2 separate regions of the Mus musculus genome follow, and region 1 is linked to region 2. A link is a contact called in ENCODE Hi-C or POLR2A ChIA-PET data. All regions are on one chromosome and are shown on one strand. The core of a region is the stretch at or near the end of the contact, and the rest is flanking DNA. Distances in the headings are between cores, read along the strand shown. Region 1 holds the start of Tmcc2 (transmembrane and coiled-coil domains 2). Region 2 overlaps Tmcc2 (transmembrane and coiled-coil domains 2).

Region 1 (5,869 bases), core at 896-3,395, 36 kb before region 2:
ACAAGTGCTTTGCCCACATGTATGACTATGCACCACGTGTGTGCCTGATGTTTAATGCTCAGGCAGCCTGGAAGAAGTGGTCAGAGAAAATGTTAGGTTCCCTGGGACGGAAGTTGTTAGCTGCTATTTGGGCACTGCTATTTCGAACCCAGGACCTCTGGAGGAGAGCCCAGTGCTCTTAACTGCTGAGCCATATCTCCAGCCCCATTCTTGAAGGATTCTCGAAGAACCCCTTCTGCTCTTCTTTAGCTTGGAGTCAAGAAGGGCCCACTGTGTGTTCCAAACCCATTGCCACCCAAGACTTGCTCATGCTTTAGGGGCCTCTACACGTTCCTCTCTCAGCCCAGGCAGAGAGCAGTGTGTTTCTCTCCTTTGTACCATGTACCGAGGGAATCTGCTCTCCACGCCCCCCCCCCAGCTTGTCTAGTCCCTGCCCACGATCTGCTCTGGCTCTGGCACTCTGCCATTCCTCAACATTGAAAATCCAAAAGGCTTATAGCTTTGCATTCCCAAACTGTGCCTGATACCGTGTAGTGGATATGGGGTGGGGAGGTAGAGTGTTTTTGCATTCCCAGCCCATTCTAAATTCCCATCTTCTAAAAACAGAGCAGCTTAGTTTAGAAAGTGGCTCCCTGAATAGAGTAAATTCTTAACAACTTGGTCTCTTTTAGGATACACATCAAAATAAGGGACTGGAATGGGGGAAAGGCTTAACAGAGTTAGGAAACTCACAGACTAGTGGGACCGAAGTGAGGCAAGAAGGGTTTGGTGAGTGTGAAAGAGACTGGCAAACTGTAAAATCCTTCAGAGAAAGCTCTGTGACTCACAGGGGGAGGCGCAGCCTTTTACAGTAGCCCAGGCCTGTGTTTCTCAGATGTTACCTTGTGTGAGAATTACCCGACGGGCTTGTGAAACATGGATCTTTGGGTCCATGACTTCTGATTTAGTTGTATCCAGGAATTCGTATTTCTGTCTGGTTCCCTGGTGGTGGTGATGATGATGATGACTACGATGGTGATGATGCAGGGTCCAGTCTATGCCTTAAGAACTACTGGATGCTGAATAAGGGCAACCCATCCATGCCAAAGAAGGCATACAGTTTGCAGAACGAATAGGAATTAATAGAGTAGAATACTACTACTCTCCATTTTTTGGTAGCTCCATCTGCTCTCATCTTCCAAACTGCTTAGCAATAGTATGGGGCAAATGTAACATTCTTTTTCCAGTCTTCAGTACATATCATTAATACCTACCATTAATACCCATTCCTTTTAAAAAGCTGCTTCTGGTGAGCATGTATTTGGGCACTGAGTTTCTAAACATAAAGCCTGCGTTCTTATGAGATGTGTATTTAAAACAGAGAAAGAGGGGATGTAGCAGAACAGTCCCTCTCCTTTGCTTTTGTAGCTATGAAGGTAGGCATGGGTTTGCGACCCAAACCACCTATTCTAGAAGGGACTAGCTTGTCTCTAACTGAAGGGATGCATATAATATAAGGTGCAGAGTTAGGGGAGTGATGATAAACACTTAATGTGTCCCCCAACAAAGCGAATGGGCGGGGTGATCGTGAAGGCCTAGCCTGGGAGAGGTGGCTCCAAAGCCGGCACAGAGCTGAGCTCCAACACAGCCTCAGCCCTCCAGACCCTCCCGGGGGACGCGCGGTGCAACCAAGCCTACAGCGGTGTCCGCGCGCCGTTGCGCAGCCCTCCGGCCTTCCCATTGGCGGGCGGCGCCATCTGCGCTCGCCTCGCCCTGGCGCTGGCGGGCGGAGGCCCGGGCGGGGTAGGCCGCGCTCGCGGCGGGCTGTGGCCGCAGCCTTGCGCGGCTGCTGACGAGGAGCGGGGCGCGGGGCGGGAGGAGGCAGGCCCATGCGGGGCGGCGGCGGGCGGCGGGCGGCGGCGGGGCCGGGTGCCCAGGGCGGCCCTATGGGACCCGCCCGGCCGGCTCCCGCGTGCCCTGCCTGGCCCAGCAGTCCGGCCTGCGGGCGGGGATGCGCGGTGTGGTCCAGCTCCCCGCCGCCCTGCGGGGCCCTGAGGCAGAAAGTTTGGGGGTCGGGAGCGGCCCCCCTCCCGCGCCAGTGACTGCCTAAGGACCGCTGCAGCCCGGCTTCGCCCGCGACCTGCCTCCGCTCCCCAGGTCGGAATGAACTATCCTAAGGCTCCCCCTCTTCGCCCCTCCCTCATCCTCCTTTAAAAAGATAATTTCTTAAATTCAAGAACTCGTGATCTGCCTACTCCCCTCGTCCATAATTTAAACCCCAGGTCTTTTGAGTGCAAGAGGGGGGTGCGGTCTCTCCCCAAGATAGCACGCTAGAAGGACAGATTCCCCTTGCCGACCCACTTACACCATGAAGAGGTGCAAATCGGACGAGCTGCAGCAACAGCAGGGCGAGGAGGATGGGGCTGGGATGGAAGACGCTGCTTGCCTTCTGCCAGGCGCGGACCTCCGGCATGGGGAGGCCTCGAGTGCTAACTCCGCTGGCGGGCCAACTTCAGATGCTGGCGCTGCGGTGGCACCCAACCCGGGTCCCCGAAGCAAGCCTCCTGATTTAAAGGTGAGCGCAGACCGTCTCCAGGCAAGCCCAGCCCGCCACGTAGCTTCCCCCACCCCTCGCAGAAGTGTCTTAACCGAATAAAAGTGATGGGGAAGCTCGCAAAGGTCAGAGAGGATGAATGATGTTCGGCTAGGTTCGGAGGGGGAAGCTAGGCACCATTTGTTCCTGTCTATCAGCTCCATCTCAGTCCTCTGTGTTCTTCATTATTCAGCAAACGTTCTAATGACTCACTCATCTGAGATTGTTTGAAGAACGTGTGTGAAACCCTATTTTGCAGACAAAGGGCTGGCGAGATCTAAGATGCTAACTTAGAAAGTTCACAGTACTCTCCCTTCTGTAGGAAGGCTAGAGAAGAAGATTGTAGCTTGGGAAGCTAAATAGGTGACCGTTACCTTCCTATGCCAATTAGCCTCCTCCGAGTGCGGATTTTTTTTTTTTTTTTTTTTTTTGAGCATCTTCCTGAACGAAGCTCAGTTTGTCCATCTATGAAAGGGGGGTGTAGATGTCTTGCCGTTAGGTGGAGCCAGAGGTTAAGCTAGTGCTTGGAGATCCCTCTCTGCCTCCTGAACCAACCCCCAGGGTGGAGAACTGACAGGTGGCAGGGCAGAGCCTGGGCTGATTGGGGCCTCGGTTCAAGTTGCACACATGCTGAGCCGGCAGCTAGAACCAGAATTGGAAAGGACCGTTCACATGGAGCTGTTTATTTTCCAGCCCGAGGTCTTCCAGACTATTGGCGAGCTGTATTGAATACATCTCTGTATCAATTACAGCAGCAGCCAGGATAAATAATGCGCCTTTGCTGGAGTTACCATCGGGACTGCCAGCTCAGGCTCCTTAGGCCAGCTCACAACTGGGCTGAGAGAGATGTCAGCTCCCGGAAGGAACTTAAATGCCTTGGGGATTGATGCCTTGGAAATTTTCTCCGGAAAGGGTGCAGGGTCTGGGATAGGGGAGCAGAAAGGCCTCCCGTTAGGTTAAAGCCTTGTCCAAATGGCTGTGGGCCCCGGAGGAGCTCACTAGAATAAGCTAATGACATTCCTTCTTTGGTCTGAGCAGCTCAAAGTCAGGAAGCCAGGTGAGTGCATGTGTGCTTTATGTGTGTGTGTGTGTGTGTGTGTGTGTGTGTTGTCCCTTGGGGAAGAGAGCCCACTCACTCCTTGTGGGACTTTTAAATTTTTGTGGAAGTTTTGCAAACCTGACCTCTTTCCACCCACCTTATGTGTAATGATGGACTAGTTGAACACCTAGGCTTTCTTCACAAAGCTTGTGATTCCCTCAGGCTCCAAGAAGTGTCACTCCCTCCCCCAAGTGACATGTTTTTTGTTTTAACTGAGATGGTAAGTCCCTTTAATGCTGCCGAGAGGAACAGGGGGTGACCTTTCGACCTCCCTCTGCTGGCTGTGCTAAGGGGGCTGTAGTTTCTGTGTCTATAAAGCTGCCCAAGGCTCCTTGTCTGTACCCTCCTGTGTCATCTTTTTTGATGACATTCATTTTGAACAGGGGCAGATAGAGCGATAGCACTGCACTTGACTACAATATGTTAACCGCTGAGCCGTCCTGAGGAGGAATTGAGAATTGAGGACCCTTACACACACACACACACACACACACACACACACACACACACTTCTATATAGCCCAGGCAGTGTGGATCCAAGCTTATGCAAGCACGGGGAGACTCACAGAGCACTTGCCTGTTTATCTCTGTCTGTCTCATCACAACATGTTTACTGCAGGACAGAGACCTCTCTACCAGATGTGACTCAGGGCTACCAAAATGTGACATGTCACTTAACTTTTCTGAAGAAAGGAACAAGGGATATTGGAGTGTGGCTAAACTTGTTTTCCAGTGCTGGACAAGTTTCCCATGGCTGACAGTTTAGTGGAAAAATTTCATCATTGTCTCTGGAACTGGGTGGGGGCTGACTTGTTCTGAATTTGACAATGATACCAAGAGGAAATGCGTTTGCTTTTTAATCTGGAATGCCTTTCCCGTGCCTGTGTTTAGTTGATGCTGTTCAGGAGCTCTGGCTTGCTTTTGCTTTCATTTTGAACTTGGAGATAGGAACTTTCAGTCCCTTAGTCCCACTTCTATTTTCTTGTGACAGCTCCAGGCATGGGGACTGATTGTGTGTCAATGGAGACAGTCATCTTGATTGTTGAGCAAGGAGCGAAGGCATGGAAAGCTCTGTCTAAAGCACCTCCATAGCAGGAGAGAAAGAGGAGAATCTGGTCTTTGCTAGAGATCTGAATGATGCCCGGCTAGTGATGCTCAGCAGTGTCAGGGGCTTCGGCTATCTCTGGTCCTTCAAGGATGATCATACTGCACGATGTGCATTTCTTGGCTTATTTTGTGTGGAGGTTGGGGTAGGGGTGGATGTCCTGAGATCATAACCAGCGTCTTGAGCATACTAGACAAGCCCTCTATCACCGTAAATTTCTTCTGTGGTAGCTTGGAATCTGTGATTATGTGGTTAGGGGGTGGGGGTGGGGGTCTGGAAAATAGTTACATAGTAACATTTTAAAATGGTAACTATAACAGAAAAGCAACCTGCGAATGGGCCCGGCCCCACAGGAGGCTTCTGTAAACACTTCTGAGGCTTTGCCAGAGCTTCAGATAAGCATGAATCCTCCAGGGGGAAAGATCTCAGCAGACAGTATGTAAGGGGAGCCTGATAGTTAAAATGGATTCCTTTAACCACTCAAGCTCACATCTCCATTCACTTGGTCTCATGATTCCATCCTTTGCTGCTATCCAGAGTCCTTGCTTGTTGAGGAGAGACTGGCTGGCTGACCTAAAGTGTAACAGAATTCTCTAGTGAGGAGACTGGCTGTAGTGAGAAGGGGTGGGGAGGAGCTTAGGGGAACTCCGCACACAGAGATCCTGTTTAGAATACAGCCTGTGGCTGAGGCCTGGGAGAATGGCTGAGCGTAGTGTGCAGCTCTTCCTGAAGGCATTGCCCACCCTCCACCACTCCAATCCCACCGCTCCGTGCAGGAACAGAGCCTTTTCTGAGAGGAAAAGCCAGAGGATGCTGGCCAGGGAAAGTTCCCAGAGGTGCTCTGTCCTCTGGGATTTCTGAACAGCATCATCATCACTCCTTAAAGAAGATAGGAGAGTTCCACCTTCATGTTGTTCCTGTGTTGTTGGAAGCGCTCTTGACTCAAGGCTCAGATCCTGTTCCTCTGTTCATAGCTTATTCTGTTCTCTCTTCCTACTGAGTGAGGATCAGGGAAGACAACAGACACCAAGGGAAATTAGAGCTGAACCCTAGGTGGTTTTCCTGGTCCGGTGTTTGAGGGTGTTTCAGCATC
Region 2 (5,963 bases), core at 1,762-4,261:
ATTTGTAAAGAGAAAAGGTCTGCCCAGCTCTCACTGGAGTGTGGAGTCATCCTCTCCTTACAGCTGGTAAGGACCTCACAGCTATAGCCTCCCCAGGGCAGGGACTGTGTCACATGGTGAGGCAGAGAGATTTGGGGGTCAGACTATTCCTGACCCCCAAAATCTTGTAACTCAGATATAGCTCAGAGTCCAGCAATCCCACCAGTGACTTATTTCTTTACAGTAGACACACACACACACACACACACACACACACACACACTTTAAAAGTTCACTACCAGCCGGGCATGGTGGCGTACGCCTTTAATCCCAGCACTTGGGAGGCAGAGGCAGGCAGATTTCTGAGATCGAGGCCAGCCTGATCTATAAAGTGAGCTCCAGGACAGCCAAGGCTATACAGAGAAACCCTGTCTCAAAAAACCAAAAAAAAAAAAAAAAGTTCACTACCCTAACATTGCCATGCAGAAAGCAAGCTTCCAAGCTTACCCCTGAGGCCACACTGAAGCCCTACTGGAATCAGCACAGGTGGACTGGGCTCAGTCTAGTCTCAGCCACCCTGGGCTTCCACATCCACCCTCTGTCCCCACAGGAGGCCGTGGAGTCCTGCCTGACCCGAGTCACCAAGCTGGAACTGCAGCAGCAGCAGCAGCAAGTGGTGCAGTTAGAAGGTGTGGAGAACGCCAACGCGCGCGCCCTGCTGGGCAAGTTCATCAACGTGATCCTGGCACTCATGGCCGTGCTGCTGGTGTTTGTGTCCACCATTGCCAACTTCATCACCCCCCTCATGAAGACGCGCCTCCGGATCACCAGCACCGCCCTCCTGCTCCTCGTCCTCTTCCTACTGTGGAAGCACTGGGCCTCCCTCACCTACCTCCTGGAGCATGTGCTGCTGCCCAGCTGAGCGGCTGCCGCCCCACCCTGTGCTCTCCGGATCCCACTAGCCACAGGCATCTCCAGGAGGGCCCGGGGCTCCTGCGTCCCTCGGGGTCTGTCATGTGACCTGTTTGGCCCCTAACTGTCCCTTCTTTTCACTGCTTCTGTCTGACACCATCTCCCTTTCGGCCTGAAGGTTTCAGAGAGGGTGCTCTGGGCTGGAGGGAGCAGGGACACTCTCAGCCAAATGGAGCAGTGGGGAGACACCAGGGCTGCATTATTTGAATTATTTTGCAGCCACATGGGACTTTTCTGGGTTGACAAGAGGATGCTCTAGTCATGTAAGCCACTAAGATAGAAGGCCAGTCTCAGTTTCCCTAGGGAAGAGCCCATCCTGGAGGCAGCCACAGTTTCCTCCCATGGAGATGGTCTGGATAAAAGCCAGTGGGAGGCCCTGCTGAGCCTAGAGAGTGCAGAAAGGGGAGGGTCCCCAGCCTTGGGGCCAGAGGGCAGGCTTGGCACAGCCACTGGGAGCTCAGCCTCCCCTCCTCCTGCTTCTCCTTCCACTTGAGCTGGTTTGAGACTGGTTTCTGGAGGCTGTGGGGTGTAACTTTGGGTTTGTATTTTTTCTGCTCATCTTTCTGCCTGTCACCGGGTGTGCTGTTTTTCTGAAAAAAAAACAGGCCCCAAGGGCCCTGAGCCTCCAGCCCAAACCCTTAGACCTCTGGGATCACGTTGAGTTCTATTTATTTATTTACTTATTTATTTATTTGTACCCACCCTTCCCTCACTTCTGCCCAGCTGGGCTCCAGAGAGAGGACCCTGCCCATCCTCCTTTTGAAGCCAGGACTTATTCTTGGTTCATCATACTCCAGACCATGTATCCTCTGGTGTCCTGGCTGGAAGAAGGGGCGTGTGGCCATGCAGCCCGCTCTCCCAAGCTGTCCCAGCAAATGGGCAGGAGGGGCATGGCCTCTTTTATATATATATATCTATTTATTTTATATGTGTGTTTGTGAGGAAGAGGATATTTGTCATTTCCTTAAGGCTCTGGAGTGTTGTGTTCGATTCTGCACAGCCCAGCCTCCCCGAGGGCCTTTCCAAGCACAGTGGGGATTTCTTAGAACAGGAGAGAGGAATCCATGAAGCAGGAGAAGCAGTGCCTGCCAGCTGTGGTGGACCTTCCTAAGAAATAAATATCCTTTATGTTTTCAAACCATCCTGTCTGAGGTCTGCTGATTACACTGTCTCTGAAAAATCACAGGATTTCTCCCCACACTGAAGCATTCTGGGTATCATCTGCTGGCCAGATGTTGTCTTCCATACTGAATGAGGAACACACACACACACACACACACACACACACACACACACACACACACACTCACCTGCCTTGCTCTGAGCAACTTAAATGATATGCCTATCAATCCATCCAGCCCCAGCTTTGTTGGAGCACTTCCCAGAAGGGAAATGGAGAAGCGCCCATAGATGCTGTGACCAGTTGTAGCCACAAGGGGTCAGCAGAGTCCGTGCTCCAAAACCTCTCTCAAGACGAAGTCCTCACAAGGCTACTGGCTTTAGCTTGGCTTTGTTACACTTGTTCAGCTGAGGCAGGGAGTACCAGCTTTCCAAGTATGGTGTGGAGGCCTAGCACTTAGTGCCTGCCCTGTGGTTGTAGCACCTACCCCTAACAGCCCCAAAGCACTTCCCAGCAGGACCTTTGTGGATATTTGCAGTAGGCCCTTTGCAGGAGAAGGCAGCAAGAGGAGCTATGATAAAGCAGAACAAAAATAAACCAAAAAAAAAAAAAAAAAAAAAAAAAACAACCTTTGGTCTCAGCACATAACTAGTGCCCTGTAATTAACTCCCAGCCTTTCTCTGGGCCTCAGTTTCCCCATCGGGAAAGCAGGCTGGAGGTGGCCACTGTGCATGTCAATTCTGTGCTGGTATCCCAGGGCCCTGTGAGTCTGACAAGCAAACATTGCAGCTGCGTCTGTGGCCTCAGGCTCCAGGGGACCCAGAGACCGGAGAGGGCACAGTGCTGCCACCACAAGAGTTTGCCCTCTGTTACGTAGGAGTGTTGCCAGACAGCCTTCCAGCTATTCCAGTCTTGGATCTTGTACCCCCTTTCTTTTCCAACCACGTGTCTATGTGCACCTCTCTTGGGGGCCACAGGTGGCCCAGAGCCCACATTCTTGGGCCACAGGTAGGGGGTGGCTGCTCCTGGCTAGACATTTCCTACATTCCTTCCAAGGTCAGATGCCTTCCCAGAATTGGCTCTGAATGCCACTGCCAGCTGCGGCCCACACCGAAAGGGAGCAGGGAGGAAGCAGAGGTCATTCTTGGTCAGTTCTGAGGCTGCAAAGCAAACAGCCTAAGGGAGGTGCAGGCCCCCAAGCTGCATCTTTGTCAAAGAAAGCACTGGCTTACTTCCCTCAGCCAGGAGACAATGGGACACCTAACAGAACCCTGCCATCCTGGGGCTCAGGGAGGCTCCCCTGTTTGTGTCTGTTTGTGTTCCCTCTTTTTTTTTTAAGAAGGGTGAGTTATCCCCCACTTCTTTCTCTTCCCTGAGGTCCAGAGAGTGAGACATTGAGTCAGGGTTACCACTCGTAGTCTGCCTCCTTCAGACTACAAGACCTAGAGGCAGGCCCTTCCCAGAGCATCTATCCCACAAGTGCAGGTCTCACCCCCAGGGTACTAGAGAGCTTAGTCAGACTGGTAGACACCCACTACCTGGGTCTCTTTGGGTGGGGGCAGATAAAAAGACTTGGTGCCTTCTCTCTCCTGGGCAGGTAGCTGCAGAGCCAGCCCACTCGATAACCTCTTGGGTCACAAAGCTGCAGCAAGTGCAAGCTCTGCAAACCCAAAAGGCAGCCCAGGCCTAGTGTGGGGTACAGCTGATTTGTCTGTGCTGCCGAGTGAGGGCAGGGAGGAGACACTGGGACCACGGGAAGAGGAAGGGGAGCTATAACCAGATCTTTCAGGCAGGCTAACCTCTCCTGCAGAGGCAGGCCCTGCAGTCAATCCCGGATCTGGGCTCAAAGTCAACACTGCCACTAGCCTTAGACCTGTCGCACCCAGCTGTTGTCTCACATCGGCCAGTAAGAATGGTGTCTCTGGTACACAGGTGTGGTAACAGGAGACATGTGAGACATCGCATGCCTAAACTTGATGGCACACTCCCTGGAACGTAGAGAAATAACCCAAAGAATGACCACTCCACCTCAACACTAACGCCGGGTGGCAGGTCCAGAACTCCTTGGAGGAACTGAGGTGGACTCTGTAAAGACACACAGGGTGACACTGGCAACACCTCTGACCTGAAGACCCAGGAGCCTTTTCCTCCAGACTAAGAGCCTGCTGATTTGTCTAAGTCTCTCCCCTCAGTCTAATCAGCAGAAGCTTGGCTTCCTAGAAGATGAGACCCACCTGTCCTGAGCCGACATCAAAGCCCTGCAAATGTATCTGTGCGGGGCCCTCCCTCCTCTAGCAGGTGTGGTGTCTAGGAAAGAGAGTGAGTTCCAAAGTCAAGGTGTGTGGATTTGAGTCAAGACTGTCAGCCCCTACACTTGAGAGGAAATGATGTCTACATTGCCCATCGAGTAGGATTTGGCAAGGCACAGAGGTGTCAGGAGTGGGTGTGGTCCCACAGTGCCCCAAAATGACCCCCTCGGGAGCTATTTCCAGGAGATTTCCTACCCATCTAGGACTCCAACAGGGACTCTGATTTGCCACCAGGGCTAGACAAGGAAGCAGCCAGAGTGAAGTGGCTTGAAAGCTTATTGACAACTCTCAGATGAACATGGGAAGAGGCCATGGGCCCCAAGACCTGCTGGGATGGTGTCAAGGGAGGAGAGGAGGTGGGGCTTGCACAGCATATCCAGACGTGTTGGTAAGTCCTGAGTCACCCAAGCAGCCAGAAGGGCAGTCTGGGTGGGGACAGCAGCACTCCCTCTTATACACAGAGCCTCCAGGAGAGCACTCCCACGCTGACAACCCAGCCCTGACATAGTTCGCCGAGTGACCGTCTGGATGAAGTGGCCTGGGCCCATCACTGCTGAAAAGGTCACTTCTGCCACATCCCTGCCTACAGGAAGGACTTATCAAGTTGACTCTTGTTCCAAAAGTACCCCAAGGCTCTTCCCCAGTCTGCCTTTGGGGATCCTGGCTCTGTACCCCGTTAAGCATCTCATCTGAAGCTTCGTGGTTGCCTCTTTCCTTACCCTTATGGGAATTTCAACTCACTGGATAGAAGCCAAAGGCCAGTAAATGCGGTGGCCAGACCCTGTCTTGGCTACAGAAAGGCCACTTCCTCACATCAATCCCCCAGCTGAGAAGCCACTAGCTGTGTCAGGAAAGGTCTTGAGCTATACTTGGAGGTGGTCCTCTGACTATTTATCATACACTCAGAAGATGGAGGCAGGAAGAGAAAGTTTAACTTCCTTTGAGATGGATAACTAATTGAATTCATTCCAGAAAGAAGTTCCCATCACAGACCTGCTGCAACCAGCCGACTTTGACCTATCTTCCCCCTCACCTTCTCAGTCCTGAGAGACACAGCTGAAGAGAAAGGTGCTAACGGGTGGTCCTGATTTTTTTCCACTTTTCCCACTGTGGCTCTTAGGGTTTCCCCCAATAAGGCAAATGACCTTAAACCTAGCCTTAGGTTCATTTCAATCTCGGAAATCTGGTTTTGCGTACCTGGGTATGCATGAACACAGAGACACAACCACACACAAAAGAATGTGTACACGTGCACATATAGACATAAGAAGACATACATACAAGCATATGCATAGATACACATGTACATCTATGAAAATGCAAACACATGCACACATGTGCACACACGCATACAGGCACACAATGGTGCATGCAAGCACACACATACATTCACATGTGTCCACACACATGTGCAGACACAGAAACATGCACTTACATAATACGTACATACACAAATGTATAAACACATATGAACACAACTATGTGCCATGTATGCACAGGTACACATATGCATGTAGTTACACATACATAGGCAAATAGGCACTTTCACACACACAAGAACGCCAGCACAAACATCCAAGCAT

Evidence for each region. Hi-C counts contacts between places; a loop is a spot of excess contacts on that map. ChIA-PET counts read pairs that join two places held with the same protein, here RNA polymerase II (POLR2A).
Region 1: a loop to region 2 is called in a map of heart, with 1.9 times the contacts of the local background. The contact joins the promoter of Tmcc2 here to the enhancer-like site in region 2. A Hi-C loop is called at or near these places in 10 of 37 maps with a recorded cell type or tissue (gastrocnemius, heart and left cerebral cortex). POLR2A ChIA-PET finds 5 or more read pairs at or near these places in 2 of 5 experiments (Patski and embryonic stem cell).

What each region holds. Positions count from the first base shown.
Region 1 is chr1:132,387,662-132,393,530 of GRCm38, reverse strand. Tmcc2 (transmembrane and coiled-coil domains 2) reads left to right here and starts at 2,145. Exons shown (of 5, transcript NM_178874.3): 1 at 2,145-2,554. The coding sequence starts at 2,348.
Region 2 is chr1:132,352,444-132,358,406 of GRCm38, reverse strand. It overlaps Tmcc2 (transmembrane and coiled-coil domains 2), which reads left to right. Exons shown (of 5, transcript NM_178874.3): 5 at 590-2,092. The coding sequence ends at 901. Among named protein-coding and RNA genes, the nearest start is that of F730311O21Rik, 13 kb to the right of the region's middle. Within about 2 kb of position 3,011, at least 2 of the 3 ENCODE cell types and tissues checked have a DNase peak (open chromatin) inside an H3K27ac peak, as active enhancers do; they include gastrocnemius and heart, where a contact is called at or near this core.